2 separate regions of the Homo sapiens genome follow, and region 2 is linked to region 1. A link is a loop called in an ENCODE intact Hi-C map of the cell type or tissue named here. Cell type or tissue: Caco-2. All regions are shown on one strand. Links, peaks and the distances in the headings refer to the core of each region. The heading gives the core; the rest is flanking DNA.

Region 1 (16,034 bases), core at 7,534-10,033:
GTTGGGACAGGGTTTCACCCTGTTGTCCAGGCTGGTCTTCAGCTCCTGAGCTCAAGTGATCCACCTGCCTCTGCCTCCCAAAGTGCTGGGATTACAGACCTGCAACACCGTGCCTGGCCAGAGTCTTCAAAGCATATTAAAATATCTATTATTATTTTATTATAGGCATAATTGAGTGTTTTATGGAGCTATGGATGGTTGTTTCTCAATAATGTTCACTATAATTGGAGTTTAAGCAAAGGTATGGTTTCACATGTATTCTTTGTATACTCTTGTGTCACATTTCACTTGAGTGGTAAAATAAAACAGTTCTAAGTGGCATAGTCTAGAGGTCAGGTGATGGTGTCAGCCTCTTAACCCTTACTTGATCTCCTTAATGCATCTCAAGTTTAACATGATTGCTGAATGGTTGAAACAAATCTGATGAACTCAGACTTATTTGCTGAACCCTTTATTTTATTAAGAGGTTAGAAAATATGAGAAACCACAGTTCAGATATTATGATACTGTCTCGTTCATGGTTTTAATTTTTTAAAGGACATGTTTTTGGTCAGTATATACTGGGTGATTGCCTGACAGAAGAGAATGAGTATGCTGGCTCACCTTCCTGTGTAGACTTGTGCACTCAGAATTAGTCAGCTTCCAGGAAGCAATTGGGTGGTAATGACTTTTAGTTGCTATCAGTATGCATAGATTCAAATAAAACCTTGGGCATTCTGCTCTGAACAATACATTTAAACAAAATTCTCAATTTCTTTTTTTCTCCCGTATCCAGATTAATTTACTTGAATAGACTCAGAAACAACATTATACTTTATTGCCATCTACAAGGAGCTGTTTTTTGAGATGACATTCCTCTTAGAGGAATTTACTTCTTTTTCCAAAATTTACAATTCGCTATTTCTGTCTGTGTTCTACATTTACGTTTTCAGTACGTAGAATTTAAATATTCATGTACATTCTGTCCTAGTGACTAAGGAGCATTATGTAAGGAATTTTTCTTCCTCTTTCAGTATATTGACATCACATTCCTTGGCCTAGTATTCATTTTGTGTTTGTATTTCAGTGTAATCCTAACAAGTCCATTCAAGCAGTAGTTGAACCGAGGTTAAGTGGTATTATGGTTGTTTGGCAAGTTATAGCCATAAACACTTACTTTTAAACACAGAATGGCCTGGGGTGTCTGTAATATTCAGTTGCATAATCACAGATTATGCTTTACAAACACAGGAATAAGTACCTGGGTCACATAAATCTTCAGTGAGAAATTGCTCCAGAGGATGGAGCCTACATCTGTAGAGTTCCCTTGAGTGTTTTCTTAGGTATATTAACATTTTTCATTTAATTGAAATGTTTCTGATTGGATGGAACTGTGGATAGTATTTTAGAATTTCCAGATAATCTCCTAACAAACATCTAAAGGAATGGGTTGAAATGTTACCAGTGTTGGGCTGGGTGCAGTGGCTTATGCCTGTAATCCCAGCACTTTGGGAGGCCGATGCAGGCGGATCATGAGGTCAGGAGATCGAGACCATCCTGGCTAACACGGTGAAACCCCATGTCTACTAAAAATACAAAAAATTAGCCAGGCATGGTGGCACGTGCCTGTAGTCCCGGCTACTCGGGAGGCTGAGGCAGGAGAATCACTTGAACCCGGGAGGTGGAGGTTGCAGTGAGCCGAGATCACGCCACTGCACTCCAACCTGTGCGACAGAGCAAGACTCCGTCTCAAAAAAAAAAAAAAAAAAGTTACCAGTATTGGACGGGTGTGGTAGCTCACGCCTGTAATCCTAGGACTTTGGGAGGCCGAGGTGGGCGGATCACTTGAGGTCAGGAGTTTGACACTAGCCTGGCCAACGTGGTGAAATCCCGCTTCTACTAAAAATATAAGCAAATTAGCTGGGTGTGGTGGCTGGCGCCTGTAATCCCAGCTACCCGGGAGGCTGAGGTGGGAGAATTGCTTGAACCCAGGAGGCTGAGGCAGGAAAATCGCTTGAACCCGGGAGGCAGAGGTTGCAGTGAGCTGAGATCACGTCACTGGACTCCACCTTGGGTGACAGAGTGAGACTCTGTCTCCAAAAAAAAAAAAAAAAAGTTACCAGTATTTAAAAATGTATATACTTTTCAAAATTTTATATTTTTTCTCCTCTCTTCTTCCTTCCTGATACCTTTGTGATTTGAAAGCTATTTAAAATGAAACCCTGGTTGGGCTCAGTGGCTCATGCCTGTAATTCTAGCACTTTGGGAGGCTGAGGCAGGAGGATTGCTTGAGGCCAGGAGTTCAAGACCAGCCTGGGTAACATAATGAAATGTCCCTACAAAAAGTTAAGAAAAAATCCTTAGACTCAGTTCACCCTCTGCACACTGGCTGGAGTGGAGTTTAGAGTCATTCTGTTTGAAATGACTGGTAAAGTGTCCATTCAGGGCAGCTCTGCTATGAATGCAAGGAAGTGGTCTTTGGAGCTCTTGTGTAGTATTTGAAAGTACTTCGTGTTACTGCAGACAGCCAAAGAACTGAAATAGAATGCCTGTGATCATGTTTAGAAGATCCCATGGGCATATTGTATATTCTTTAGAATGATGTCAGTATTTTTGACAAAATTTTTTTACTTAACTGCCATTTGCAGTATTTATCAGGAAACCGGAGATATTTGATATAGGACTGTTTTTGTAGTATTTTACTAAATGCTTTTATTGAACGATTCATTCTTCAATTTATCAGTAAGAGTTAATTTTTTGTAATTATTTATATACTCTTATATGTTTTATTCCAACTAATTTTGTCGGTAAACTTATTTGGAGAAATCGTATTCAGTTAAAAGTATTTTCTTGATAGAGCCTTCAAGGTTGCACACTATAGATTTTTATTTATAGTATTTATTATTTTTTATAAATCTATAGTTTTATTAAGACAGAAACTGACAGTGTGGTATGAAGTTTACATTTAAACAAAGTTTTCACAGAAATCTAAAGTATATTATTTTTAATTTTTAATTTTAGTAAAGTGGTCATGCCTGGTTTAAATTGTAAGTAAATAGTAATACAAGGCTTGGAAAGAAAAATTCCTATGCTGTATGCTTCCTGCTTCTCTCTCTGAGGCAACCGTTTTGAAAGTTTTTTTTTTTTTTTTGCTGTTTCTAGTCGCATTCACTGCCATATATCTAAATAATATATTTTCACTCCTATAGCCTGTAGTTTTCAATTGCAAACATTATATTTTGACTTCTTCCTATACAAGGTAAGGATTTGGCTCCTCCTATTTCCCTTTCCCCATCCTCTCAATGATAATTTTACCTAAGTTTTGGTCAAGCCATCATTCAGTATTTACAGTATTATCATTTGAATGTTGATGACAGTGACCACAGAGTTTTCAGTGATCATAATTTCTTTCTCCAACTGTTTCTCCAATAGAGACAGACCATTTTATTTGCTTAGCTTTCTATTTATCAAACAATAATTTTGTTCTAAATATTCTTATAGAACTATAACAACTCAAAGGGTAAAGCAGATTAGAGAATTCTTCAGTTCTGGTTTTCTCTTGGCACTGTCTCTTTCGGGGTTCTGTGTCCTGTTGGTTCTGAGCTGCTTGCTTTCTAGCCTCTGGGGAGCTGCCATTTTGGAACTTCTTTTTACCACCATCTTGGGGATTCTCTTGGGCTTTTTCCTTTGGTGGACTTTCTATTTCCTAGATTCTGTGTGGTCATCTTTCTTTATTTTCCCATTTTGGTGGGAAAGAGATATATAAGTATTAATATATACCAATATCCATCTGCCCATGAGTGGGATTTAAAGCAAACTTTTATTTCCTAATTGTCTGCTACTAATATGTAAGAATATACTTGATTTTTTTTTACATCAGCTTTGTATCCTGCAATCTTGTTAAATTCATTTCTTATAATAGTGTAGTTGTTTTTTAGATTCTGGAATTTTCTACACAAATGATCATGTTCCACAAATAAGAGATTTTACTTCTTTATTTCCGATCTTTATGCTTTACACCTCTTTTTCTTGCTTTATTCCAGTATAGTGTTGACTAGAAAGTGGTGATATCAAGCATTCTTGCTTTACTCTTCTCAGGAGAAAATAATTCAGTCTTTTGCCTTTAAGTATTATATTGGTTTTAGCTTTTTGTATTTGTCCTCAGTTATTTGATAAAGTTCTTTACTCTTCTAGTGTGTGGAGAATTTTTATCATGAATGTCTATTGGATTTTGTCAAATACCTTTTCTGTGTCTATTAGACTGATCCTGAGCATTTTCTTCTTTAATCTGTTAATATGATGTATTACACGGATTGATTTTTAAATGTTAAACCAAAAATGCATTATTGTGATAACTGTGGTGGCTCATGGTATACCTTTTTATATAGTATTGGATTTAATTTGCTAAAATTTTGTTAAAGATTTTTGTGCCTCAATTAATGGTCTGTGATTCTTATTTTTTGTTTAGTGTCAGCATTATGCTATCCTTATAAAATGAGTTGGGCTTTGATCCCTTTTCTGTTTTCTGAAAAAGTGTATGTAGAATTGGTTTAATCTTTTTCTTGAATGTTTCATAGAATTTGCCAGTGAAATCATATGGACTTAGAATTTCCATTTTTGAAATATTTTAAATAACAGATTTGATGTCTTTAAAAAATATATGGCTACTTAGACTTTTTCTTTCTTGTGTTATTTTTGATAGGTTCAATTTTCCAAGAAATTTGTCCATTTCATGTAAGTTGTTGAGTTTGTTGGCATAGTTAAACATTGTGTTCTCTTATAATCTTCTTTTTTTTTTTCTAGTAGGCATGTTGGGTTTACTTTGATTAGCAAATTGGCTTTTACAATTATTAGAAAATCATTTATTTGCCAGTATTTAAAAATCAGGAGGTTCCACGTGATCCAGATTTAAGCTACTCTTGAAAAACTAAAAAATCAGGCAACTTTTTTTTTTTTAAGTATTCCTTTTTCTTTTTAATCTCACCAGCATCAGTTATTTCATTTATTTATTTTTTTTTAGTATTTATTGATCATTCTTGGGTGTTTCTCCGAGAGGGGGATTTGGCAGGGTCATAGGACAATAGTGGAGAGAAGGTCAGCAGATAAACAGGTGAACAAAGGTCTCTGGTTTTCCTAGGCAGAGGACCCTGCGGCCTTCCTTAGTGTTTGTGTCCCTGGGTACTTGAGATTAGGGAGTGGTGATGACTCTTAACGAGCATGCTGCCTTCAAGCATCGTTTCCATTTAACCCTGAGTTGACACAGCACATGTTTCAGAGAGCACGGGGTTGGGGGTAAGATTATAGATTAACAGCATCCCAAGGCAGAGAAATTTTTCTTAGTACAGAACAAAATGGAGTCTCCTATGTCTACTTCTTTCTACACAGACACAGTAACAATCTGATCTCTCTTTCTTTTCCCCACATTTCCCCCTTTCTATTCGACAAAACCACCATCGTCATTATGGCCCGTTCTCAGTGAGCTGTTGGGTACACCTCCCAGACGGGGTGGCAGCTGGGCAGAGGGGCTCCTCACTTTCCAGATGTGGCGGCCGGGCAGAGGGGCCCCCCCACCCCCCAGATGGGGCGGCCAGGCAGAGGCAGCCCCCACCTCCCAGATGGGGCGGCGGCCGGGTGGGGGCGCCCCCCCACCTCCCAGATGGGGTGGCGGCTGGGCGGGGGTGCCCCCCCACCTCCCAGACGGGGCGGCGGCCGGACGGGGGCGTTCTCCACTTCTCAGACAGGGCGGCTGCCGGGTGGAGGGGCTCCTCAACTTCTCAGACGGGGCGGCCGGGCGGAGGCACTCCTCAGTTCCCAGACGGGGTCGCGGCCGGGCAGAGGCACTCCTCACCTCCCAGACAGGGTGGCAGCCGGGTAGAGATGCTCCTCACTTCCCAGACTGGGCGGCCAGGCAGAGACGCTCCTCACTTCCCAGACTGGGTGGCCAGGCAGAGGGGCTCCTCACATCCCAGACCATGGGCAGCCAGGCAGAGACGCTCCTCACTTCCTACACGGGGTGGCGGCCGGGCAGAGGCTGCAATCTCAGCACTTTGGGAGGCCAAGGCAGGCGGCTGGGAGGTGGAGGTTGTAGCGAGCTGAGATCACGCCACTGCACTCCAGCGTGGGCAACATTGAGCACTGAGTGAGTGAGACTCCGTCTGCAATCCTGGCACCTCGGGAGGCCGAGGCGGGCAGATCACCCGAGTTCAGGAGCTGGAGACCAGTCCGGCCAACACGGCGAAACCCCGTCTCCACCAAAAAATACAAAAACCAGTCAGGCGTGGCGGCGCGTGCCTGCAATCCCAGGCACTCGGCAGGCTGAGGCAGGAGAATCAGGCAGGGAGGTTGCAGTGAGCCGAGATCGCAGCAGTACAGTCCAGCCTCGGCAACCGAGGGAGACCGTGGAAAGCAGGAGATGGAGACGAGGGAGAGGGGGAGACAGTGGAAAGAAGGAGAGGGAGAGGGAGAGCTAATCTTCTTAAATGTCTATAGGATCTCTGGTTTTTTGGTTTTGTATTTCCATTTCTGATACTAATGATTTGTGTTTTGTCTTTTTTTTTTTGATCACTCTAACTAAAAGTGTGTCGGTTTTGTTGATATGGTACTTTTAAAGACTCAGCTTTTGGCTGTGTTAATTTTTTCTGTTGTCTTTTTTTCATTTCAGTGACTTCTGTTTTCTGTTATTTTCTTCTTTCTATTTTGGGTTTAGTTTGCTCTTTTTCTTGTTTCTTAAGGTGGAACCTTAGGTAACTGTGGTAGATCTTTCTTATTTTCTTTTATTAAGCATTTAAAATAAGACATGTTTTCTATTTGTTGCCATTTGGTTCAGATGTTTTCTGATTTCCTTTTTGGTTTCATTTTTGACCTATGAGCTCTGGAGGTGTGTTGTTTCATACATTGGGGATTTTCTTAGATATCCTGTTATTGATTTCTAATTTAATTCTGTTGTGGTCAGAGAATATTTGTGGAATTTCAATCCTTTTATTGAGAGCCCACCATATGATATGATCTGTCTTGATAAATGTACCATGTGCATTTGAAAGGAATGTGTCTTTTTCAATTGCCACATTTTCTGTGAATGTTAATTAGGTTGATAGTGTTTTTCAGAACTTCTAGGTCATTCCTGATTTTTTTTTTTGTCTAATTGTTCTATCACTGAGTGATACATTGAAAATCTATGATGATTTTGTCATTGTCCTTTTTTTATTATGTCTGTTGTTGCTTCATTTATTTTGAGATGTGTGTACATTCATAATTGTATGCCTTCATGAATTGTCTCCTTTATAATTATGAAATGTTGCTTTTCATAATTATACTCTTGATGGTAATACTCTATTTAAAAGTTGATTAGAAGCTCTGTGTGTGGTGAGGCTGGCATTCCTTTGCCTCTGGATGATCTGTTTGGGCCCTGCCATTTCAATGGTAGTCCCCTTATTGATCTAGTTCTTCTCATTTTCAGCCTCACCCCTTAGTACCTCAGTTTCTTAGCCGTTCTGAAGTTCTGTATCATGAATAGATTGCTTCCTCCTGGTGACTTCCTCACACTTCGTTTTCAGCTTTCTCCAGTTTGCTAAATCAATTCCCAGTTATGTGTTGCTTTTCTATCTGTCAGAATTTTGTTGACATCTCATATGCTGTTGCCTTTTTTTCATATTTTTCTGTCATGTTCTTTGTTGTCATTTCCGGAGGGAATGGAGGTAAGTGTCATCCACTTACTTACATTACATTAAGACTTTCTTTCTTTCTTTTTTTTTTTTTCCTTTAAGAGACTGGGTCTCACTCTGTTGCCCAGGCTGGAATACAGTGGCCTGATCATTGCTCACTGCAGCTTCAAACTCCTGGGCCTGAGCAGTCTTCCCACCTCACCCTCCCAAGTAGCTATGACTACAGGTGCAGGCCACCGTGCCTGGCTAATTAATTTTTTTTTTTTTTTTAAAGAAATGTGGTCTCGCTGTGTTGCCCAGTACTGGCCTCAAGCGAGCCTCCTACCTCAGCCTTCCAAAGTGTTGGGATTATAGGCGTGAGCCACTGCACCTGGCACAGTAAGACTTTTAATTGACATACATTGTTGTTAACCTGATCTTTAAAATATAAAACACTAATTCAGTGTTATCTTCTGCCATGTAAGGAAAAAAGAGTGCGTGTGTGTGCGCGCGTGCGCGTATGGTGTCTATTTCAGTGATTTGAAAACTAATGTATTTCTTGCTGTAGATTTCATTTACATTAGAAAGTATTAGTGGTGTTTACTTTCTTTGTGCTTCGTTTGGTAGACATTGAGCAGTATTTTATACATTTTCCATTTTACAATTTTAATACCGTCTTTTTTTGTTATGGGGCTCACTATCACATAAAATGTTTTTGTAAATGATTAGCTATTTTTTGTGTTTTGATAACTTATTATTGCCATATTCTTTCAAGTGCCTTCTTTTTGAAAATAATAATAATAATATAGAATAGAGGTTTCTTTGACCTAGGATTTGAAAGTCACAGAGTTGCCATTTTAATCTAAGTCATGTAAATATACTGCTAGTTTCTTCACCCAGAAATGTAAACTTCACAGAGTTGTTAAGGGTATCTTACTTGTAAGGTAATAGAAAAGGGTTTAAAAACATACCTAATGTGTGTAAAATTGTGTATGGAATAATTAACATACTTTTGGATAGTTAGGAATTAAATTATTTGTGTTTATGTCCTTTGATAATTAAATGGTTCTTGTAGATAACTTTTAGTTGAATATCCTTTGTGGTGTAAAACTTGTCCCATGCTTTGTAAAATGACGCTCATCTCATAACTTCTTCATATCCCAGATACAGTCCTGCATGAAGGTAGACAGCTGCCCAAATATGGTACTTAAATGCTCAAGAACTTACAGGCCTCTAAATTGCTCCATGTTCAGTCTGGTATTTTGCGATGCATTCCAAAGATTCCTGTTAATTGCCTGTGTTGTTACTGAAGAAGTTATATCCTGGGATGTTATCTGCCTTTGGCCTCTGGACAAAAATTTGGTTTTATCTGGAGAACAAGACTTTAAGAGAATAGGATACAGGACTCTTAAGTTTTTTGGATAGCAGGGTAGAAGAAATCTAAAATCTATGCAATGTCAGGGTTGGTAGGCCTTGATAGAGAGCCATAGCTCTTAGCCTTGGGAAGCAGGGAAATGATTCCAAGTAGAGTAGGGATACAATATCTATTTTTCAGGCCTTTTAGATCCAGCCCTGTCTGATCTCTTAATCATCATAATACTTATGTAGTTATTGTCATGTTTGAGTATAAAATCCATGCACTTGAAGACCAAAGATCCAAGTACTAGCAGCTTAGCAACACTTATATGCTGCCCATGTAAGCCTCTTAAAGCATATTTCACAAGTGAGGAAAAGTAGAAGTTTCCCACCCTTAATGGGAAGAAATGAAGGAAAAAAGGAATATTAATAATTGACTATTACCCCCATAGTGCAATTGGCATTTGTACAAAATATAAGACATTCATTGATATGACTTATTTTATTTTATTTTTGAGATGGAGTCTGGCACTGTCGCCTGGGCTGGAGTCCAGTGGCGTGATCTTGGCTCACTGCAACCTCCGCCTCCCGGGTTCAAGTGATTCTCCTGCCTCAGCCTTCCGAGTAGCTGGGATTACAGGTGCCCACCACGGTGCCCGGCTAATTTTTTGTATTTTCAGTAGAGACGGGGTTTCACTGTGTTAGCCAGGATGGTCTCAATCTCCTGACCTCGTGATCCGCCCTCCTTGTCCTCCCAAAGTGCTGGGATTACAGGCATGAGCCACCATGCCTGGCCCCAATATGACTTATTTAATGAGTTTGGAATCCCCCTCACCCCGCCCTTCATATTCGTATATTTGAAAGAAGCTAGATTATAGAGGGAAAGATAAATTTATAATGATTTTGCTAATTTTGTGATAATGGTGATGGGTATATTAAAAATAGTTTAAAAAATGGAAAATAGAGTTATATAACTGAATGTTTGTATTTGTTGACATAAAGTATAGACAGCTTTAGCACTTGAAAAATCGGGTGGATTCTTGTTTTAGAAGCTGTTCCAGTGAATTCCCTTTCCTTATGATCTTTTTGTCCTAGAAATATTCAAAATAATCTTTATCATAAAGTAACATTATTATTGAATTGAACAGACTTACTTTGGTCCTTTGTTGGCAACTGCATTGTGGTGATTTTCTGTATTTCTGATAGACTGTGTGTGCTGGTCAGGTTGTTAATTCTTGGTGCCCTCTTCTCTGTGAATATATTTCTGGTATGATAACCTTACTATCTTTCTATGCCTAATTCCTTTTTGAATCCATGATACCCATTGTGATATTATGAAAATAACTGCATTTACAGATTTTAGAGATGGGGTAGTACTGTCTGAGTTCTGCTTTATCCTATTTTCTCTTTTTTTGTTTAAATTTTTGAGGTTCTTTTTAAAAGTCATCAGTACTGCATAGTAAATGAAGAATGTCTTTGAATTCCTTGAGTGTGCTTAAATGTGAGAATGTTTCTACTTGTAAGAGGAAGCCAATCCAAGTTAACATTTTTTTCTGCTAATTAAAGTTTAGAATTTTAATCAAGTAATACTTAGCAATAATTATGCTGTCTAGTTAGAATAGTGTTAGAGGACAGTGGTAATTTCTGGATTAGGTGCTCTTCCCCTCTGCTTTCACTAGGGAGAAAGGCGCTAAAGCTAAGAATTCTATGTAGTTTGGTGCTGATATTATTATTGCATAAGCCAAGTGTTTGGGGTGGTTCTAGACTAGCTTTTCTTTACTTGGGTGGTAGAAAACATATCCGGATGAAATAGGCTTTAGAATCTGGATAAGCAATGAATATGATATGGAAACTTTGTCCCACCTTTTGTAAATACGTAACAGAAAGATAACAAAAGCCTAAACAAATTTACATTAGAACTTGTTCAGAGAATTAAGAAGGAAGGAGAGAGATTCGTTTAGCCAGTAGCAGTCCGAAGGTGACTCCATTTTGGCAGTTGTCGGTCTCTTTAAGAACACCATCTTGTTCTTGACTTTTCTGTAGGAGTCACTAAGGACTGAGCTGTGTAGAATTGCTCTCAGAGTTTCTCCCTCGGTAAGGGTTTTTTTTTGTAATTAGGATGAATTGCTTGATAGATATTATAGCACTTTTAAAAGCACCAGTCTGTTCTTAATTAAAGGAGAGAGTATTTTTATTTGTTCAACAGCAAATATTGAGTGCCCATATGTGAAAGATCAGTTCTCTGGGGAAGACCAAGATCAGTAAGATATAGTTTCTGCTCTTAAAGAGTTGTAGCCTTGTCGAGGAAATCAGAAGTGACCATAATCATAACACAGTGATGGGTGCCCCAGAGAGGCCCAGCAGAATATTCTGGGAGTTTAAAGGATGGAGAAACACTGATTTCCCCAATGAATAGAGGGAGTGAAGGCTTCATGTGGGAGGTAGTATTTAAGCAGTGTCTTACTAGATGGGACTTGAACCTATGAAGAGTTTTTCAGATTGAGGCATGTGTTGAGGATAACAACTTCAGATTGCTACATTGTCTAGTGAGGAAAATAAATGATAATAATGCTAGTGTTTATTGAATGTTTAACTTGTGCTGTTTTAAGTGTTCTTATCATTTCCTCATAACAATAACATAGTAACCCTATGAGATAGGTATTATTGTCATTCCATTTTACAGATGAAGAAATTGAGGTTAAGAAACTTGAAACTCTTAACCCACACTGGTCCTGGAGAGTTCACTCTTACTTGCTATGTTATACTTTGGGAAATGTAGCAAAGCTGGATGGGGTTCCATTTATGTAGAGTCTCAAATGCCCAGATGAATAATTTAATATATTGGAAGATATTTTTAAAATGGTTCTGTGTGAAGGTTTTAAGCACATCCTCTCATTTCTCTTAATATACCATGCGTTACTGCCTTTGAAATGCCTTTTTCACTGTGTTAGTTTATTTTTGCATTGCTATAAATATCCAAGACTGGGTAATTTATAAAGAAAAGGGGCTTAATTAGCTCATGGTTCTGCAAGCGGTACTAGCATGGCACAGTCATTTGCTCAGCTCCTGGCGAGGGCCTCTGGAAGCTTACAATCATGATGAAAGGGAGAGGGAGGAGAAGGGGTGGTGGGGGAAAGACAGAGGAGGGAGGTGCCACACACTTTTAAACAGCCAGATCTCAGGTGAACTAACTGAGCCAGAACTCACTTATCACCAAGGGGATGGTGCTAATCCATCATGAGGGATCTGCCTCCATGATCTAGTACCTCCCAGCAGGCCCCACCTTCCACACTGGGGAACACATTTCAACAGGAGATTTGGAAGGCATGAATATCCAAACCATATCACCCACTTTTCCTTATGAATTTCTACTTATTCTTAACTTCTTTGCTTGTTTATTACCTATTCTCTGGGGCTTTTTCAGTCACCCAGGAGGACGGGCCCTTCCATGGGCTCAGGTGGCACTTTGCTGGTTCTTTTCATATAGGGTTTGTTAGGTGGCAGGGTCATTATGTGCTTGTTTTTTTTCTCAGCCAGACTGCGAATTACTTGAATTCTGCCTGTACATACTTTTCATGTCCCTGGTGTTAGGCACAGCATTATTGCTGAATAAAGATCAGATAAGTCCAACGGAATGAAAGGGAAGGTGATGAATTTTCAGATGTCATGCTGACTTTTTTCTTTGCTTTCTTTCTGAGTTGCAGGTGTTTAAAATCCCTAGGGAAGAGATAAGGTGATTTATGTTCAATACATTGGTTCCTGTGAGAATGAAGGAGGGAGATTATTCTGGGTTTGTGTGGGGCCTGGGTTTGGGGCTTGGCCTTGAAGGCCTAACATTTGAGTTGGCAGAAGGGAGAGGGGCACACCCAGCCGAGAGAACAGCATGAGTGGTGCACGGGAATGGGTTCAACATGAAACGACACCGCCGCCTTGAAACTGGAGCTTCTGGGCTTTTCTGCTACACCCAATAGAGCCTTTTATGGCATAGAGAATCTCTCAAAAGCCTTGATTTGTTTGTAGTCAGCCAGAAAGATGTATGGGCCAGCAAAACATTTGCCATGTTGTGGTTTGAATTTAAGGTAAGTTTCTAACACATGGAATATGAAGTTCAAATACTCAACATGCCTTTTTTGGTGGTAAACTGCTATTGAAATATGGGCCCATTTGGTCTAAATTAAACTCATTCTTTGGATATTCTCTAAAATCTTAAAACCGCCAGTAATCTCACATTTAACTGGCATGTCTTCTGTAGTCAGCCTGACCCGCGTTTCCTTTTGACTGTCTCCTTCAGATCGGTAGGGACTTTCAGCATTGCTGTAATGGACTTGTGTTGTTTAATTCAGCTTTTTGCTCTTTATCTGGAAGCACTCTGGCTGTGATGTGGGGAATGAAAGGTATTGAGGAGAGTCAGGGTTAATCGGACTTGTGGAGAGGACAGCGATAAAGGACTCTTGTAATAAAGGAGGATGTTAGAATCCAGGAGAGGGTGTCATTGTTAAGACACATCTTTCAACAGTTGGAAACCTTTTAAAATATTTTTAAGGCACAACCCAGAGTACTAAAAAAGGATGCCTTGAAACTACCGATGCCCCAGATTAAAAGCTTTCTCCCTCAGAAGTTCTGATTAAAATTGGTCGTGCTCTCAGAAGTGCCCAACAGGGTAGAGACAGTCTTCCTCAACATGGTCAAGGTCATAACTCACAATTTTACTGACTCTGATTATTCTGGGGACCATAGGCCTTGTCTTTGGTGGAGTGAGGACTAAAGGAAAGTAGGTAGGTGTGGGTATGGCCTCCATCCCAGAGTCTTCTCTGCAACAGTTGCTGGTTTTTAGTTTTTGCTGCTGATTACTGAAAAATTTAGTGCTACAGATGTTAAAACAAAAGCTCCTCGAGGATAGGGACTTGGTTTTGTTCCCTAATAAAACCTCTATTGAATAGCTCTATCCAATAGATGTATGCTGTGCCTTCATTATATTTAAATATTTCTAGTTGCATTAAGACAAAGTAAAAAGAAAAGTGAATTTAATTTTAATAATATATTTTATTTCATCTGATTTATGTGAAATATTATCTCAACATATAATACATATAAAAAATTATAGAGATGCTTTACTTTCTTTTGTACATTCTTTTTTTTTTTTTTTTTTTTGAAACAAGTCTTGCTCTGTTGCCTGGGCTGGAGTGCAGTGGCGCAATCTCGGCTCACTGCAACTTCTGACTCCCTGGTTCAAGTGATTCTGCTGCCTCAGCCTCCCGAGTAGCTGGGATTACAGGCATGTGCCACCACGCCCAGCTAATTTTTGTATTTTTAGTAGAGACGGGGTTTCACCATGTTGTCCAGGATGGTCTCGATCTCCTGACCTCGTGATCCGCCCGCCTCAGCCTCCCAAAGTGCTGGGATTACAAGCGTGTGCCATCGCACCTGGCCTGCACATTCTTTTGTTTTCAGAATCTAGTGTATATCTTATGCTTACCGTATATCTCAGTTTGTACTAGTGCCATTTCAAATTCTTAATGGCCACGTGTGACTACTGCCTGTCATATTGGACAGTGTGGTGACTATATTAGTCAGGATTCTCTAGGGGGACAGAACTAATAGGATAGATGTATATATAAAGGGGAGTTTGTAGGTCCCACAATAGACCGTCTGTAAGCTGAGGAGCAAGGAAGCCAGTCCAAGTCCCAAAGCTGAAGAACTTGGATTCCAATGTTGGAGAGCAGGAGACATCCAGCACAGGAGAAAGATGTAGGCTGGGAGACTCAGCCAGTCTAGTTTCTTCACGTTCTTCTGCCTGCTTTTATTCTGGCTGTGCTGGCAGCTGATTAGATGGTGCCCACCCAGATTGAGGGTGGGTCTGCCTTTCCCAGTCCACTGATTCCAGTGTTAATCTCCTTTGGCAACACCTTCACAGACACACCCAGGAACAATACTTTGCATCCTTCAATCCAATCAAGTTGACACTGAATATTAACCATCACAGCGACTATATCTGGTATATGGTAGATGCACAGTAAATATCTGTAAAATGAAGAAAGGAAGAAACAAAGGGAGAAGGAAAGGGAAGGGAAGAAGAAAATGGTAACATTTCAAAGATGAATAAACAGATGAACCCTGTTTTACTTGTTTTGGTGTGTCCTGGCAGCTCCTGACTAGAAGATAACTGAATGATCCTTTTATTTTTAGTTTAAAATCATTTTCAAATGTATTATCTCATTAATACATACCTTCAGTACCATTGATTTAGACAGACCAAGTTGATCTACTGAGGCTGTGTAAGGTTTAACCAGGATCCAAACTTGAGTACTTTCTTCTCGTTACTGTGAATTTTCTCATTGGTTTGTGTGAAAAATCTTCCCTATGAACAGTAGCTGGCCCTTAGTTATGGATAGATATTAAAAGAAAGACTGTGGCCGGGCGCAGTGGCTCACGCCTGTAATCCCAGCACTTTGGGAGGCCAAGGCAGGCAGATCACCTGAGGTCAGGAGTTCGAGACCGGCCTGACCAACATGGAGAAACCCTGTCTCTATTAAAATTACAAAATTAGCTGGGCATGGTGGCGCATGCCTGTAATCCCAGCTACTCGGGAGGCTGAGGCAGAAGAATTGCGTGAATCTGGGAGGTGGAGGTTGCAGTGAGCTGAGATCGCGCCATTGCACTCCAGCCTGGGCAACAAGAGCGAAACTCTGTCTCAAAAAAAAAAAAAAAAAAAAAAAAAAAAGAAAGACTGAGTAAATATTGTTAATACAGAACTATTTAAAAATAGTTGACTAGGCCAGGTGTGCTGGTACCCGCCTGTAGTCCCATCTCCTCAGAAGGCTGAGGTGGGAGGATCCCTTGAGCACAGGAGTTCAAGGCTGCAGTGAGCTATGATCATGCCACCCTGTCTAAGGAACAAAAGAAAAAAATAGTTAGCTAAAGGTCACATCTTAAAGTTTGTCTTTAATTCAGTAATCAAAGACATCATTACTGTAGCCAAGAAAGGTGTGTGTGTGGCTTCTGTAGGTGTTTAACACAGGCTGTCTGAATAACAGAAGGCACATAAAAATTTGTTAAATA
Region 2 (16,034 bases), core at 8,819-11,318, 140 kb after region 1:
CTGGGTTCCTGGCACAGATCTAAAACTTCTAAAACTTCTTGACTGATAGGGTATGACAGGAGCATTTTCAGCCCCCCTCCCCCGCCTTTCCTTTTGAGACAGGGTCTCACTGTTGCCCAGGCTGTAGTAGAGTGGTGTGAACACAGCTCACTGCTGCCTCTACCTTCTGGACTCAAGCAATTCTCCCACCTCAGCCTCCCTAGTAGCTGAGACTACAGGCGTGGGCCACCATGCCTGGCTAAATTTTTTATTTTTTTTTTGCAGAGTTGGGGTCTCACTTTGTTGCCCAGGCTGATCTTGAACTCCTGGGCTCAAGCAATGTGCCCACTTTTACATCCCAAAGTGTTGGGATTGCAGGCATGAGCCATTGCTCCTGGCAGGAGCATCTTTTGTTACAGTATTTGGTCTTAGTCCTTGGTTCCTGACACAAGAGCTTCGAAGACCCTTGACCTCTCAGGAGTGATAAGAGTGTCTTTTTGTATATTAATACGATGACTAGTGGTTGAAAACCCCTGAACCGCTTTGGAATGGGGACTGGTTTCCTGGGTAATCAGTCATGTGAGTAGAGGTTTGGAACTTTCCATCCCATCCCGTTAGCTCCATGGAGGAAAGATGGGCCGGAGGTTTAGAGAGTTTTCCAGAAAACTCTTCAAAAGGACAGCCTCAGAGAGCTCCCGGGTTGGTGAACACATTTAGGTGCTGTGCCCCGAGAGGGCTTGCCTCCTCCCTTACCCCACGATATGCATCTTCCATTTGGCTGTTCCTCACTTATATCTTTGTAAAAAACTGGCGAACAGAAGTACCTGTTTTCTGGAGTTTTGTGAGTCCTTCTAGGAAATTCTCAAACTCAAGGAGGGGGTCATGGGAAACTCCCTTCCCACCTCCCACGCAATTTATTTTCTGTAGGTAAGAAATACCTGAGGCCTGGACTTGATGGTTAGCGTCTGAATTAGGAACAGCCTTGTGGGATCTAAGCTATGAGGACTAAACTCTGACCTTTTTGTCTCTTGCCCAAATTCCTACAGGGGTCTGGGAAGTCACTCTCTCTAAATCATAAAATCTCATCAACTGGGTTTTACTTAACCAGCCTGACTGGCATAACATCACATGACAGATAAAGGAGGAAATGGAAATATTTTACGTTAAAATATGTTCTTTCACGAGGTCAGGAGATCGAGACCATCCTGGCTAACATGGTGAAACCCCGTCTCTACTAAAAATACAAAAATTAGCTGGGCATGGTGCCACGTGCCTATAGTCCCAGCTACTCGAGAGGTTGAGGCAGGAGAATTGCTTGAACCCAGGAGGCGGAGGTTACAGTGAGCTGAGATCGCGCCACTGCACTCCAGCCTGGCGACAGAGCGAGACTCTGTCTCAAAAAAAAAAAAAAAAAAGGTTCTTTGCCATATTTTGACATGGCCCTGCAATGCCATCTTTTGTGTGTGGGGGGAAGCCGGGGTTGGGGGGGTTGGGAGGGGGGTGGGAATGTGCATCTATAAAGAATCTCTGTTAACTAGATCTTTCCCCTTCCAGGCCCTCCCTATCCTGAAGACATTAGCTGAGAGTCTGGCACCTTTTAAAGGTCTGATCATCAATTGTCTCTCTGGGCGGCCACCTATGAGACTTCATCTGTGTGGTAAGAACTTTTGTCTCCATAGCTCCTTATCTTAACTCAGACACTCCTTTCTGTTTATTCCAGTTCTTTAGATAGTAACTCCTTCAACCAATTGCCAATCAGACTTTGAATCCACCTGAGACCCACTTCCCCCAACCCCCTCAAGTTGTCCCACCTTTCCAGATCGAACCAATGTATACCTCACATATACTGACTGATGTCTCGTGTCTCCCTAAAACTAAGCTGAAACCCAACCACCTTGGGCACGTATTCTCAGGACCTTTTGAGACTGTGCCTCAGGCCATGGTCACTCATGTTTGGTTCAGAGTAAATCTTTTCAAGTATTTTACAGAGTTTGGCGTTCTTCATCAATAGCTAACTCCAGGTAGACAGTATCACCGTAGAATTGAACTGTAAGACATCTGGTTGGTGTCTTGGTGTCTGCCAAGAATTGGACACTTGGTTGTTGTGGAACTCCCCATTCCCTATTTGATGATTTGATGTTGGAATTTGTTGGTGTGTGTAGAAGAAACATAGTGTTTCTTTTTACCTAGTGTATCAGTCAGGGTTCTCCAGAGTGTGTGTGTTTATAAATACAAATATATTTATATGTGTAAAGAGAGAGACAGACATACAGACATGGAAATAGATATTGACCGATTTTTGTTTTGTTTTGTTTTAGAGGCAGGGTCTCGCTCTGTTGCTTAGGTTTGTGTGCAGTGGTGCAGTCATAGCTCACTGTAACCTCAAATTCGTGGGCTTAAGGGATTCATTCTCCTACCTCAGCCTCCCAGGTAGCTGGGACTAAAGGCACGTGCCACCGTGCCTAGCTAATTTTTAAATTTTTCTATAGAAATGGGGTCTTGCTATGTTGCCTAGGCTGGTCTCAAACACCCGAGCTCTAGTGATCCACCTAGGCTTCCCAAAGGACAGGGGTTACAGGAGTAAGCTACTGAGACTGGCCTGACTGATTTCAAGAAAGAAATTGGCGAGTAAGCCAATTAGGGATGACAGTTAGGGATGGCAAGTTAGAAATCTGTAGGTCAGGCTAGAAACTCGCAGATAGATGTTGATGCTGCGGTCATGACGCAGAACTTCTTCCTTGGGAGTCCTCCGCTGTTGCTCTAAAGGCCTTTCATTACCGGCGGCGAATCCGTACGGGTCTGCAGCAACCTCAATTCTTGCCTCCTCAGAAGAAAAAAATTGACTGAGGGGCATAAGGCAGAAGAAGAGACCGAGGCAAGTTTTAGAGCAGGAGTGAAAGTTTATTAAAAAGCTTTAGAGCAGGAACAAAAGGAGAGAAAGTACACTTGGAAGCGGTGCAGTATCTGCAAAGATACTGAGGGTGACTTGAAGGACAAGTGTGGGGTTTGACCTTTTGACTTGGGGTGTTATATGTTAGCATACTTCCAGGGTCTGGCGTCCTTTCTGCCCTGATTCTTCCCTTGGAGTGGGTTGTCTGTATGCACAGTGGTCTGTTAGTGCTTGGAGGGGAGCATGTGCAGTGTGTTTACTGGAGTTGTACATAACGCTTGCCTGAGGCATTCTTCCCTTACCAGCAGAATGTCCCTAGAAGGTCATACTCTGCCATTTTGCCTCTTAATGCACATGCTTGAGGTTATTCACCCACCCATTGAGAACTTATTAGGAAGCTGCTGATCACCAGTTTCAGGTGTTTCCTATCTATAGGGAGACTACCTTTCCCTGGTGCTGCCTGCAACTTATTGTTATTTTAGTGAGGCGGTGTGACAACTGCCTGTCCACCACTTGATGGTTGCCTAACTTTCCTGGGAGTGTGGGGGCCCAGTCCTGCCCTATTTGTGTCTGACTAGCTGCCCTCTCTGACACTCTGATGAGGCCCACCCACATTGTGGAGGATAATCTTCACTTAAAGCAATTGAAGGTAGATGTTAGCCCCCTCTAAAGAATACCTTCTCAGCAACACCTAGATTAGTGTTCTATTAAATAACTGTCCACGTTAACATATAAAACTAACCATCACACCTAGTGTGCTCTCAACCAGTGTAAAAGACACTGTGTGCTAAGGATTATATCAATAGATTTTAGACTATAGATGCTGATGTCATCAAACATCCAAATGAATGTTTGTGCTTCGAGTTCTCAAAAACATTTCTGTTCTTAGTGACAGGAGAGCATGTATGGTGATGGAGAGTTCTGTGCATGTTTATCCTACTTGTCTGAGGAGGCTGTTCTCCCCCATTTTGAGTAGTTAAATATGAAAGTTATGATTTGAGCCTCTTTCCTTCATGCTTATGTTTAGTGAAAAGATCTGTATATTGGCTAAATTCCAAAAATTTCATAAAGAACCTGATTATTTAGAATTCAGGCCAAATACACAGTTGTTACTGTAGAGAGGAAAGCAAACATTGCTTTCTGATTTATTCAGAGTGCTCTGAAGGAGAGAATGGAGAATTCGTGTAGCAAAATTACGGCTTAATAAATTCAGTGACTGCTAAGCTGATACCCTTAGTACATACCCTTGAGAATGAAAACTAATGGTTTGCTGAAACATATCTCTAGTGTATTCTATAGCAATTCATTTTTTCTGTTAACCTGTATAATTGCTTCTTACATAAGTAAAGATGTCACCTCTACTTAAAATGAAAATCTCTTCTATGGGCTATGGAATTGCTCATTTTGAAATAGTGCTGTTAGAAAGCAAACAATGAATTAGAGCTGAATCAGCTAGAACTGTCACTTGATGTCTCTATGTAACTTACCATCTGTTTTAAAGATTTCGTACATACTGTAACCCACATAATATGGTCCATAATATTCTAAATTCTGAACATTATTATATAATATTTCTTTTTTTTTGAGATGGAGTCTTACTCTGTCTCCCACGCTCTACTGCAGTGGCGCGATCTCAGCAACTTCTACCTCCTGGATTCAAGCCATTCTCCTGTCTCAGCCTCCCAAATAACTGCTACTACACGCACATGCCACCAGGCCCAGCTAATTTTTTTGTTGTTGTTTAGTAGAGATGGGGTTTTACCATGTTGGCCAGGCTGGTCTTGAGCTCCTGACCTCAAGTGATCCGCCTGCCTCAGCCTCCCAGAGTTCTGGGATTACAGGCGTGAGCCACCAAGCCTGGCCTATTATATAGCATTTAAACCCAAGAAAAGTAGATAGTTATCTTTGATGCCAAATTTAACTGTTTACTTTATGATGTTTTCAAACTGTTAAAATGTGTTAACTTTAAGTGGTATAAAGAACCCTTTGCTTTAAGGGTGGTTACTAGGCCTCTAAGTGCACCTCACTCTAACTTGGATCAGGTCAGCTTGGCAATGGTGACACCAGTGCTGATTGAAATCAGACGCATCATGGATAGAACTCTAAGCATTCTGCTCATGTGATGTTGTTTTTGGTTTTGTTTTAAAATCCAGTTATATTGATTTGAAGAGTTTAATTATTTTGGTTGAAATTATGCTGTTCTTAAATACATACATATTTAAACAAATTGATACACTCTACTTGATCTGAGCCTGAGAGAAACAATCTCACCTGTCCCTGTAGCTGAGTAATAAAATAGCAGGATTTTTTATTAACCTTTTTTTCTGAGACAGGGTCTTGCTTTGTTACCCATGCTGGAGTGCAGTGACACCATCGTAGCTCACTGCAGCCTTGACCTTCTGGGCTCAAGTAATCCTCCCACCTCAGCCTCCTGAGTAGCTGGGACTACTGGCATGTGTCACCATGCTTGGCTAATTTTTAAATTTTTTGTAGAGATGAGGTCTCCCTGTATTGCCCAGGCTGGGCTCAAGCAGTCTTCCTGCCTCAGCCTCCCAAATTGTTGGGATTATAAGTGTGAGACTTACTTTTTTTAAAAATGCCTTTTTTTTTTTGGCTGGGTGTGGTGGCTCACGCCTGTAATCCCAGCACTTTGGGAGGCTGAGGCAGGCGGATTGCTTGAGGTGAGGAGTTTGAGACCAGCCTGGCCAACATGGCAAAACCCCATCTCTACTAAAAATACAAAAGTTGGCCTGGTGTGGTGGCGGGCGCCTGTAATCCCAGCTACTCAGGAGGCGGAGTCAGGAGAATTGCTTGAACCTGGGAGGTGGAGATTGCAGTGAGCTGAGGTTTCATCGTTGCACTCCAGCTGGGGCAACAGAACGAGACTTTGTCTCAAACAAACAAACAAAACAAAAACATTTTTTTTTCTTTTAAAAAACCACAGTGTGAATGGTGCTTTCTCAAGAGTTTTAATTGAAGTTTGGGAATGTAAGTACCTTCTTATAAATAAAAATGACATCTATGGTTTTGTTTTATTTCGTTTAATCTAGTGTGTGCCATGGACTCACTGTCATTTTCAAAACTGGGGGATCACATTATTGTATCTTGGTGGACATAATTGTATATGTCTTGGAAACATCTAGAATACCTAGTACAAAACTTTTGGGAAGCTTTTAATGACTATTAAGTGATACTGGCCCAGTCTTCAGTAAGCTTGTAATGTAATTAAAAAAATTTTTTTTGGTTTATTACAAATTTATTTCGGCATAGGTACTGAGGGACATTGTCCCCTTGAGTTTTTTCACTTGATGCATTTAACATCATGGTTCACTGATTTTCCTGCAAACAAAACCACATTCTGTTTTCTTATTTTACTGTTGGAATTTGAGTTGTTTGCAGTTTTCTGTGGGTATAAACAATTATATGTGTCTCCGGGCGACACGTCTCTCAGTGAACATAAATTTAAGAGTGAAATTGCTGGATGGTAGGATATGCCGTACCATCTGCCTACCTAACATCTTGACTGCCTTTCAAAGTGATTGTACCAATGTACATTCCCACCAGAGCATCTGAATGTTTCCATTGCCCCACAGCTTTGCCACATTCTTGACATTGTTTGACTTTTTAAATTTAGTCAAGCTAGTAGTGTGAAAGGTGCTTTTCATTTATATTTTCCTAATTACTAAGGAAGGAAACTGAGCATCATTTTTTTGTATTGAAGGACTTTTTGTATTTTGTAACTTTTATATATTTTTCTCTCGGATTGTTTATCTTATACATTTATAAGAGTTATATACTCTGGATACTTATATTTTGTTGATATGATTTTTAATTTGTGGCTTATCTTTTTATTTTCTTCATGGTATCCTTTAATGAACAGAAGTTTTTTATTTTAACATAGAATGAGGCGAGCTGCAGTGGCTGGACGGACACAGTGGCTCACACCTGTAATCCTTCCACTTTGGGAGGCTGAGGCGGGTGAATCACTTGAGCTCAGGAGTTAGAGACCAGCCTGGGCAACATGGCAAAACCTCATTTTTACAAAAAATACAAAAATTAGCCAGGTTTGATGGCTCACACGTGTAGTTTCAGTTACTTGGGAGGCTGAGGTGGGAGGATTGCTTGAGCTTCAGAGGCGGAGGTTGTAGTGAGCCAAGATCATACCACTGCACTTCAGCCTAGGCAACAGAGGGAGACTGTCTCAAAAAAAAAAAAATTGTATTTTATTTTTTAAATGCAAGTCTTTAGTTAAGTTGGGATTTATTTTTATATAGAGAGTAGAACAGGAATCTAGTTTAATTTCCCTCCACATGCATAAACACATTTGCAAGTACCATTATTAAATAATTCAACCTTTCTCCATTAACCTGGAAGTCTTACTGTGTTATAATTAATAGTTGGTATGGCAGATCCCCTCATTACTGTTGTCTTCATGTGTAGTATCTTGATTTTTCTTGGGCTTTTGATTTTTCATGTGAACTTCACATATAGTCAGCTTGTGAAGTTTTTTTCTTTTTCTTTACTTTTTGTTACTAGTATTGGCACCATTGATTGGAATTTGTCGAGTTTTTAAAATGTCCTGCTGGATGTAGTGGTTCACGCCTGTAATCCCAGCACTTTGGGAGGCTGAGGCTGGCAGATCACTTGAGCTCAGGAGTTCAGCACCAGCCTGGGCAACATGGCAAAACACTGTGTATTAGTCTGTTTTCATGCTGCTGATAAAGACATACCTAAGACTGGTAAGAAAAAGAGGTTTAATTGGACTTACAGTTCTACATGGCTGGGGAGGCCTCAGAATCATGACGGGAGGCAAAAGGCACTTCTTACATGGCGGCGGCAAGAGAAAATGAAGAAACAAAAGTGGAAACCCCTGAAAAACCCATCAGATCTCTTGAGACTTACTCACTATCACAACAATAGCATGGGAAAGACCAGCCCCCATGATTCAATTACCTTCCCGGGGTCCCTCCCACAACACGTGGAATTCTGGGAGATACAATTCAAGTTGAGATTTCAGTGGGGACACAGTCAAACCATATCACCCCATCCCTACAAAAAACTAGAAATATTACCCGGTCGTGGTGGCATGCACCTGTAGTCCCAGCTACTTGGGAGGCTGTGGTGGGAGGATCACTTGAGCCCAGGAGGTTGATGCTGCAGTAGTGAGCTGTGATTGCACCACTGCACTTCAGCCTGGGCAACAGAGTGAGAACCTGCCTCAAACAAAAACAAAAACCCTCCTAATAAAATCCTATGGATGTAGATATATGTGTAGATGTATAACACACATGCATTTATATTCCCTAGCACTGCCATTGACAGTGCCTGAAAGTATCCCCCAATAACAATGAACATATCTGGCACCCTAATCTTGATTTCTAAATACAATTCTCTAATAAAAGGAACCAGTACTCCTTGGAGAAATGAGACCAAAACATGTAGTTTCAGAAAATGAGGAAATGATTGCCAGATACAGCAGCTCATGCTTGTAATCCCAGCTACTTGGGAGGCTAAGGCTGGAAAATTGTTTGAGGCTGGGAGTTTGAGACCAGCCTGGGCAACATAGCAAAACCCTACCTCTAAACAAATAAATTAAAAAAAAAAATAGCCAGACATGGTGTCACACACCTGTAATCCTAGCTACTCAGGAGACTGAGGCAGGATTATTGCTTGAGCCCAGGAGTTTGAGTGAGTTATGATCATACCACTGCACTCCAGCCTGGGTGACAGAGTAAGACCTAGTCTCTTATGGAAAAAAAAGATTGATTGATTGACTGATTGATTATAATAGTGATTAATTATAGTAAACAATAATAGTAATGGATTATAACCCACTGAATAAATTGATGAATAACATAAATGTAAGAATGAATAAATGATTAGCTGGTTGTGGTGGCAGCACACACCTATAATCTTAGCGGCTGAGGACAGAAGGATTGCTTGAGCCCAGGAGATCGAGGCTGCAGTGAACTGTGATTGCACCACTGCACTCAAGCCTAGGTGACAGAGCAAGACCCTGTCTCAAAAAAATGAAAAAACAAATTTTTTTTAAATAATGAAATGCCGTTAATTGAAAGCTTGATGAGGTACCAGATATTTATATAGTTTCAGATTACCTCCATATGAAATACTTACTAATTACAAAGGGGGAAAGAATAAATTACAGTGGTGGAAGCCTGGCAGATACCACCTTAATCAGTTCATCAAAATGAACATCATTGGTAAGAATACAAATCAAAATTGTTTGTCACTGATAGGATGCCATGAGAACACAGTATTCTTTCTGTGATATTCTTGCTAGTGTTTTTGCTTATTATTTATTTTTAAATAAATGTTATTTTGAAGTATGATATACACACAGAGCACAGATCATAAGTGGATAGGTCAGTGAATTTCAAAAATTGGACTCATCTATGAAACCAGTCCCGAGATCAAAAAAATGAAGTGTCACTCTGGAAGCCCCTGATGGGACTCCTGCGAGTTATAGCAGTGATTAGTTTTGCCTGGTGTTGAACTTTCTGTAAACGGAATTAGGTAGTGTATACTTTTGTATATGGCTTTTTTCTTTCAGCATTACATGCATGATAGTTCATGTTACAGGTAGCAATATTTCATTACTTTTATTGTTACAGTATTCCGTTATATGGAACTCCTCAATTATTATTTTTCTTTCCTTATTATTATTTATTTTTGACACAGGGCCTCACTCTGTCACCCAGGCTGGAGTGCAGTGATGTGATCTCAGCTCACTGCAGCCTCCATCTCCCAGGCTCAGGTGATCCTCCCACCTCAGCCCCCCGAGTAGCTGAGACTACAGGAATGCACCACCATGTTTGGTTAATTTTTTAATTTTTTTGTACGGATGGGGTTTCGCCATGTTGGCCAGTCTGGTCTCGAACTCCTGGACTCATGCAGTCTGCCTGCCTCAGCCTCCCAAAGTGCTGGGATTACAGGTGTGAGCCAGTGTGCCCAGCCTAGCTTTTCTTTCTGCTGTGGATGTGCACTGCAGTTGTTTTCAGTTTTGGGCTATTAGGAATTGCACTGCTATGAACATCCTTGTTTATGTTGTAGGGGAGAAAGATTTCTTTTTCTTTCCAATGGCTAGGTACATGGCTGACATCCTATCACAAAAGACAGATTAACAAGAGAGAAGCATACGAATTTATTAATATAAGTTTTACGTGACACAGGAATTTTCAGGAATTAAGACCCAAAGAAGCAGGGACATCTCTGTATTTTTATGCTAAATTTGATGATGAGTGGACAGTTGTGCAGAAGTCTGATTGGGCAAAGGGAGTATGAGGCAGTGGTAATAAACTAGGCCTATTTGTTCAGCTGCTCCATGTCCCTGTGTCTTCAGAGATAAGGGCATTCCTTTCCTGCAGGTATAGGGAGGGTATCTGTGGAATGAAGGTCTTATGACCTACTTCAGAGGAAGGCTAGAGAATTCTTTTATGGCCTACTTCATAGTAGAAGGACAGGAGAAGGTTGCTTCTGTGGTTTTCTCAAATGCTAAGATGCCATATTTTGCAGTAGCATGTGCTGAACCCCATTAGTGTCTTTTGCTACAAATATGTGTCCATTTATGCTGGCTGTCTACCTAGGTGTGAAATTGCTGAGTTATAGCATATGCCTATGTTCAACTTTAATAGATGCTGCCAGTTTTCCAAAGGAGCCGTATCAGTTAACACTGCTACCAAAGGTGTAAGAGAGTCCCATTTGCTCCACATTCTTAGTGACATGGTTTTAATTTCAGCCATTCCAGTGGGTAGGTAGTAGTACCACATTGTGATTTATTTATCATGACTAATGGGGTCAGTCATCTTTCATCTGACTGTTAACCCTTTATTTGGTTGTCATCTTTTGTGTGGTATCGCCATTCATCTGCTTTTTAAGTCTGTCATCTGGGATCATTTTCCTGCTGTGCAAAAGTCATATAATTTATTGTGTGTCTGTTGATGGTAAAATCTTGGTTTTGTTTGCCTGAAAATGTTTATTGTTCTAGAAGGAATTATCTCTAGCTATATAATTCTGGGTTGATAGTTCTCTCTCTTAGTTTATTGAAAATAATAGTTCTCTCTGTCTTGTGGCTTCCATTGTTGCTTTTGAGAAATAAGTCATCACCTTAATTGGGGTAATTTGTAGGTGATTTTCTTTTCTCTGCTGCTTTTAAGATTGTTTTTTATTTAGTGGTCAGTATTTTTACTTTTATGTCTCTTGGTATTGATTTTTCACTTGCTTCTTGTTTGCTGGCCTTTCTGGATTCAAGGATTGGTGTGTCATTTATACCAGAGAGTTTCTCCATTATCTTCTTCTAGTACAGTGTGAGTATCCCTGATCTGAAATGCTTGGGACCAGAAGTGTTTTGGATTTCAGGTTTTTTCAGATTTTGGAATATTTGTAGTATACTTTCTAGTTGAGCATCCCTATCTGAAAAACTGAAAACCTGAACTCCAGTGAGCATTTCCTTTGAGCATCATGTCAGCACTCAAAAAGTTTGAAGTTTTGGACCATTTCGGATTTCAGATTTTCCGATTTGGAATGCTCAAGTGGCACTCCTTTTAGGCAGATTTTAGGTCTATTCACTCTATCATCTAAGCTTCTTAATTTCTCTCTCTCTTTTTTTTTTTTTTGAGATGGAGTCTCCCTTTGTTGCCCAGGCTGGAGTGCAGTGGCACGATCTCGGCTCACTGCAACCTCTACCTCTCAGGTTCAAGTGATTCTCCTGCCTCAGCCTCCCGAGTAGTTGGGATTACAGGCTCCACCACCACACCCAGCTAATTTTTGTATTTTTAGTTGAGATGAGATTTCACCATGTTGGCCAGGCTAGGTGATCCACCCGCCTTGGCCTCCCAAAGTGCTGCAATTACAGGTGTGAGCCACTGCACCCGACCTTACTCTCTCTTTTAAGGTTTGCATTTTTTTATTTGAGAAACACTCTGGGTAATTTTTCAAGGTCAGTCTTACAGTTTACTGATTCACTGTTCATCTGTGTCCATTCTGTGATTTATCCACCTAATGAATTTTTTTAAAGTTCAGTTATCACATTTTAAATTTCTCGATGGTTTGGTTCTCTCTCCATTCTGTTTGGTTATTTACAGTCCCTTATTTGCTCATATTTTCAAACTTCTCATTTACACATATATGCATATATGTTTTTTTTTAGATATCACACTTTGTCAGCTTTAATATTTGGCATAGAGAGAAAAAGGCCTGCAACTAGATTTTAGATGAAAGTTATGACTCAGAATCCCTTGTCTATCCATATTTTTCTTTTTTTCGCTTTTTATTTTGACATAATCTCAGAGTTTAAAAAAAAAAAGTTAGATATGTCAAGCAACTTCCATCTACCCTTTGCCCACCTTTCCCAAATGTTAATATCTTACATAACTATAGTAAAATTATCTAAATCAGGTAATTAACCTTGATAGAATACTGCTAACTGATCTCTACACTGCATTTGTTTTTTATCAACTCTTCCAATAATGTCTTTTGTTTGGACCGTGGTCCAATCCAGGATCAAACATTACAGTTAGTTATGTTTCCTTATTTTCTTTAACCTGTGGTGTTTGTCAAATGGTGGTTTTTCTACTTCCATTATCCTTTTTGCATGTGTCCATTAAAATTTTCCTATAAGAAAGAGCTTGGCCTTCTCTTCCATGTACTACACATTCAGTTATTTATTTTTTATCACTATGGACTTGTGGATGTTTGTTTTATCCTATGGGTTATAATCCTTTAAATTGTTCCAGATGTGGCCTCTTCAGTTTGGTTCCACTTTCCTTTTAAGAAGTCCCCAGCTTTTTTGAGCACTTCCTTACTTTTTGGCACCACAAGATATTTCAGGCTCACCTGATATTTTCCCTGTCTCAGTTTTGCAGCCAGACATCTCTCCAAGTAGTCCTGGTTCTTTTTATTGAAGGATGGTGTTTAGAAACCACCGTCTGGGTGCTAATTGTGCTATTAAGATGTTATTACCCTTAGGCTCTCTCAGAGGACAGAGCTGGGAGATGAATATATGTATGTATACACATATCTACATTTATCTGTTCCTGTCTGTTGAAATACATGTTAAAAACTATGATTTCATAGTGATACCGCTGATTCAAATCTAACACCATGAAATTCATTCTAGCCTTTCTCCTTTCTGTATTTGTTTTGTCTCTAGCCTCAGTGTCTATTATAGTCAAGATACTGGCTTCCACAGTGGTTAGTTCTTCTGCATTCCCTTCAGGGTGGTCATGTGGTTATGTTATGTATTCCTAATGCAGTTTAGTTGTTACTGTTTATGTTTCGCTTTAGGTTCCCCTTATATACTGGTTGATGTTAATTGTTTGCTTTTTTTATTTCGGGAAACATTACCATGGTTCTAAATGTCAAAACTATGCAAAAAGATATATTTTGAGACATGCCACTTCATTCTCATTCTCCATTCTCATTCCCCAGTTCCCACTCCCATGGTTCCATAATGCTTGTAAGATAAAATTCAAACTTCAGTGTGATTTACAAGTCCTTTCATCATCTCAGTTTTATTTATTTGTTTATTTTTAAATAGAGATGAGGTCTCACTATGTTGCCAAGGCTGATCTCAAACTCCTTAGGCTCAAGTAGCCTCCTGCCTTGGCCTCTCAAAGTGCTGGGATTATAAGCATGATCGGCTGCACCTGGCCACATCTCAGTTTTAGCTTGTCCTTGTACGTCACACTCTGGTTGTCTCAGATTTGTGATTATACCTCAGATATGACCGACTCATTCATGTCTCCATGCATACGTTCTCTCCCTCTGCCTAGAGTGATACTTCTATTCTCCTAACCTTGCCTATCTGTAATCATTCAAAACTTATTTCCATTCTTACCTCTATGGGAAAACTTCCTTTCCTTTTTTTCTTTTCACTTGCCTTTTACTCTCCCTACATTTAATAATCTTGCTCTGTCACCCAGGCTGGAGTGAAGTGGCATGATCATGGCTCACTGCAGCCTCAACCTCCCGGGCTCAAGTGATCCTCTTACCTCAGCCTCCTGAGTAGCTGGGACTGCAGGCTCACACCACCACGCCTGGCTAATTTTTGTATTTTTTGTAGAGATGGGGTTTTGCTATGTAGCCCAACTGACTTTTTTTTTTTTTGAGTCAGAGTCTCACTCTTGCCTAGGCTGGAGTGCAGTGGTACGATCTCGGCTCACTGCAAGCCCCACCTCCTGGGTTCAAGCAATTCTCCTGCCTCAGCCCCCTGAGTAGCTGGGACTACAGGTGCCTGCCACCACACCCGGCTAATTTTTGTGTGTTTTTAATAGAGACAGGGTTTCACTGTGTTAGCCAGAATGGTCTCCATCTCCTGACCTCGTGATCCACCCGCCTCGGCCTCCCAAAGTGCTGGGATTACAGGCGTGAGCCACTGCGCCCAGCCTGTAGTGACTAGATTTCAATTATTTTCACCTTCTTTTCTTTATTTCTTCTCTTTTCATTTCACTAATGACATAAGCCCATACAATAGAACGTAAATCCTCATAATGTGAAAACATGTCAGCTTTGAAAGTCAAGACTGTATCATTGCCACGTTTGCTACTTCACTTGAAAAGTTGAAACTTCCTGTCTATTTAATCTGTTAGATTGGAAGAAATTGTTGTACCAGAAATAAATCCCTTCATCAGTCTTTTAAGAGCCTTAGTAAGCTTTTAAATTGTCGTTATTTTTAATGTCCAAAAGGCAAGTTCAGTGACCTTCCAAATTGTGTTTCTAAGCTGTTTGTGTTACTTTTTAAATTCTGTATTGCTTACTTAGCAGATTATGTTAAAATGCAGGGACTTATTTCTACCAGTCTCTTCACCCATCTGTTACTTTCCTTCCTCCCTCTGTATTGCGTTTACCTCCTGCCACTCCTGTGTACGCTATCTAATCATAGCTCGTTCTCAAGTCCTACATGAAACTTGGAAGAGGAGTTTAGTTGCAATGCAGACATCACACTGTAGATGTGAAGGGAGAGCTTCAGGAACTTGCTTTGTGAGGGCACAAGGCTTGCATTCCATCAGTGTTTGAATCTGGGTATAGCATGCTATGAGAAAGCATCCACTTAGTAATGTGTCCCGTATTGTTTATTTATAATAATTACTGAAATGTTTTACTTTTTTTATTCAGAATGAAGACAAGTACATCATAAATTTATACCTTAATGAATTTTTCCAAATTGAACATAGTCGTGAAACTACCACTCAAATCAGGGAATCTAATATTATTAGCCCACCGAATTTCCCCCCTTTTCCTTCTCCCAGTCTGTATTTTCCCCTACATCCTACACTCAGTGGAAACTATTATTCTGACTTACATAGTTTTACCTATTACTGAACTTTATAAAACAGAATCATACAGTATATTCTTTCATGTGTCTGGCATCTTTGTCTCAACATTATGTTTGTGAGATTTATCAGTGTTCTTGTATTAGTTATGGTTCATTTATATTCATTGCTGTGTAGCAGGCGAAACTAAGGCTGGTGGACTGGCTGTTTTTGTAAATAAAGTTTTATCGGAACACAGCCAAGCCCGTATTGTCTATGGCTGCTTTTGTACTCCAAAGGCAGGTTTGAGCAGATGTGACAGGGACAGAGATTTTATGGCCTGCAAAGCCTGAAATATTTACTATTTGGCCCTTTACAGGAGAAAAAAAAAATCCTGATTCCTGCTCTATAATATTCCATTATATGAATATTCCACAATTTGTTACTGGGTTTCGGCTATTACAGCTAACACTTATTGGAAAATTATTGTATAGGATTTATGTTTGCACATTCCCAGGAGGCATTTACCTAGGAGTGGAATTGCTAGGTTGCAGGGTATGTTTATGTTCTGCTTTATTGGATGCTGCCAAACAGCTTTACGGTTTGTATTCCCATCAGCATTGTGTGAGAGTTGAATTGCTGCACATCCTAAGTCTTGGTGTTGTCAGATTTTAAAATTTCAGCCATTTTCATCATTATGTAATTTTATTTCATTGTAGTTTTAATTTGTATTTCCATGGTGATGCATGAAGTTGAACACCTTTTTATATGCTTGTTAGCCATTTTTATATTCTGTTTGGGTGGCTTGTCTTTTTCTTCTCCCCCTAGGACAGAGTCTTGCTCTGGTTGGGATGTGGTGGTGCAATTAGAGCTCACTGAAGCCTCGAACTCCTGGG

The links. Peaks named below come from ENCODE experiments on the same cell type or tissue, not always from the same donor. Only the 100,000 strongest peaks of a DNase experiment are listed, where the experiment ranks them.
Region 2: it touches region 1 in a loop (2.7-fold over the local background); 2 of 110 quality-filtered maps call a loop at or near these places.

Annotation. Positions count from the first base shown.
Region 1 is chr14:71,371,581-71,387,614 of GRCh38, forward strand. All of the region lies in intron 2 of SIPA1L1 (signal induced proliferation associated 1 like 1), which reads left to right. Among named protein-coding and RNA genes, the nearest start is that of SNORD56B, 19 kb to the right of the region's middle. In Caco-2, for the core only: no CTCF peak of the experiment used is centred there; a DNase peak (open chromatin) is centred at 8,861.
Region 2 is chr14:71,511,210-71,527,243 of GRCh38, forward strand. SIPA1L1 (signal induced proliferation associated 1 like 1) reads left to right here. Exons shown (of 24, transcript NM_001386936.1): 3 at 1,534-1,636. Among named protein-coding and RNA genes, the nearest start is that of SNORD56B, 120 kb to the left of the region's middle. In Caco-2, for the core only: no CTCF peak of the experiment used is centred there; a DNase peak (open chromatin) is centred at 10,212.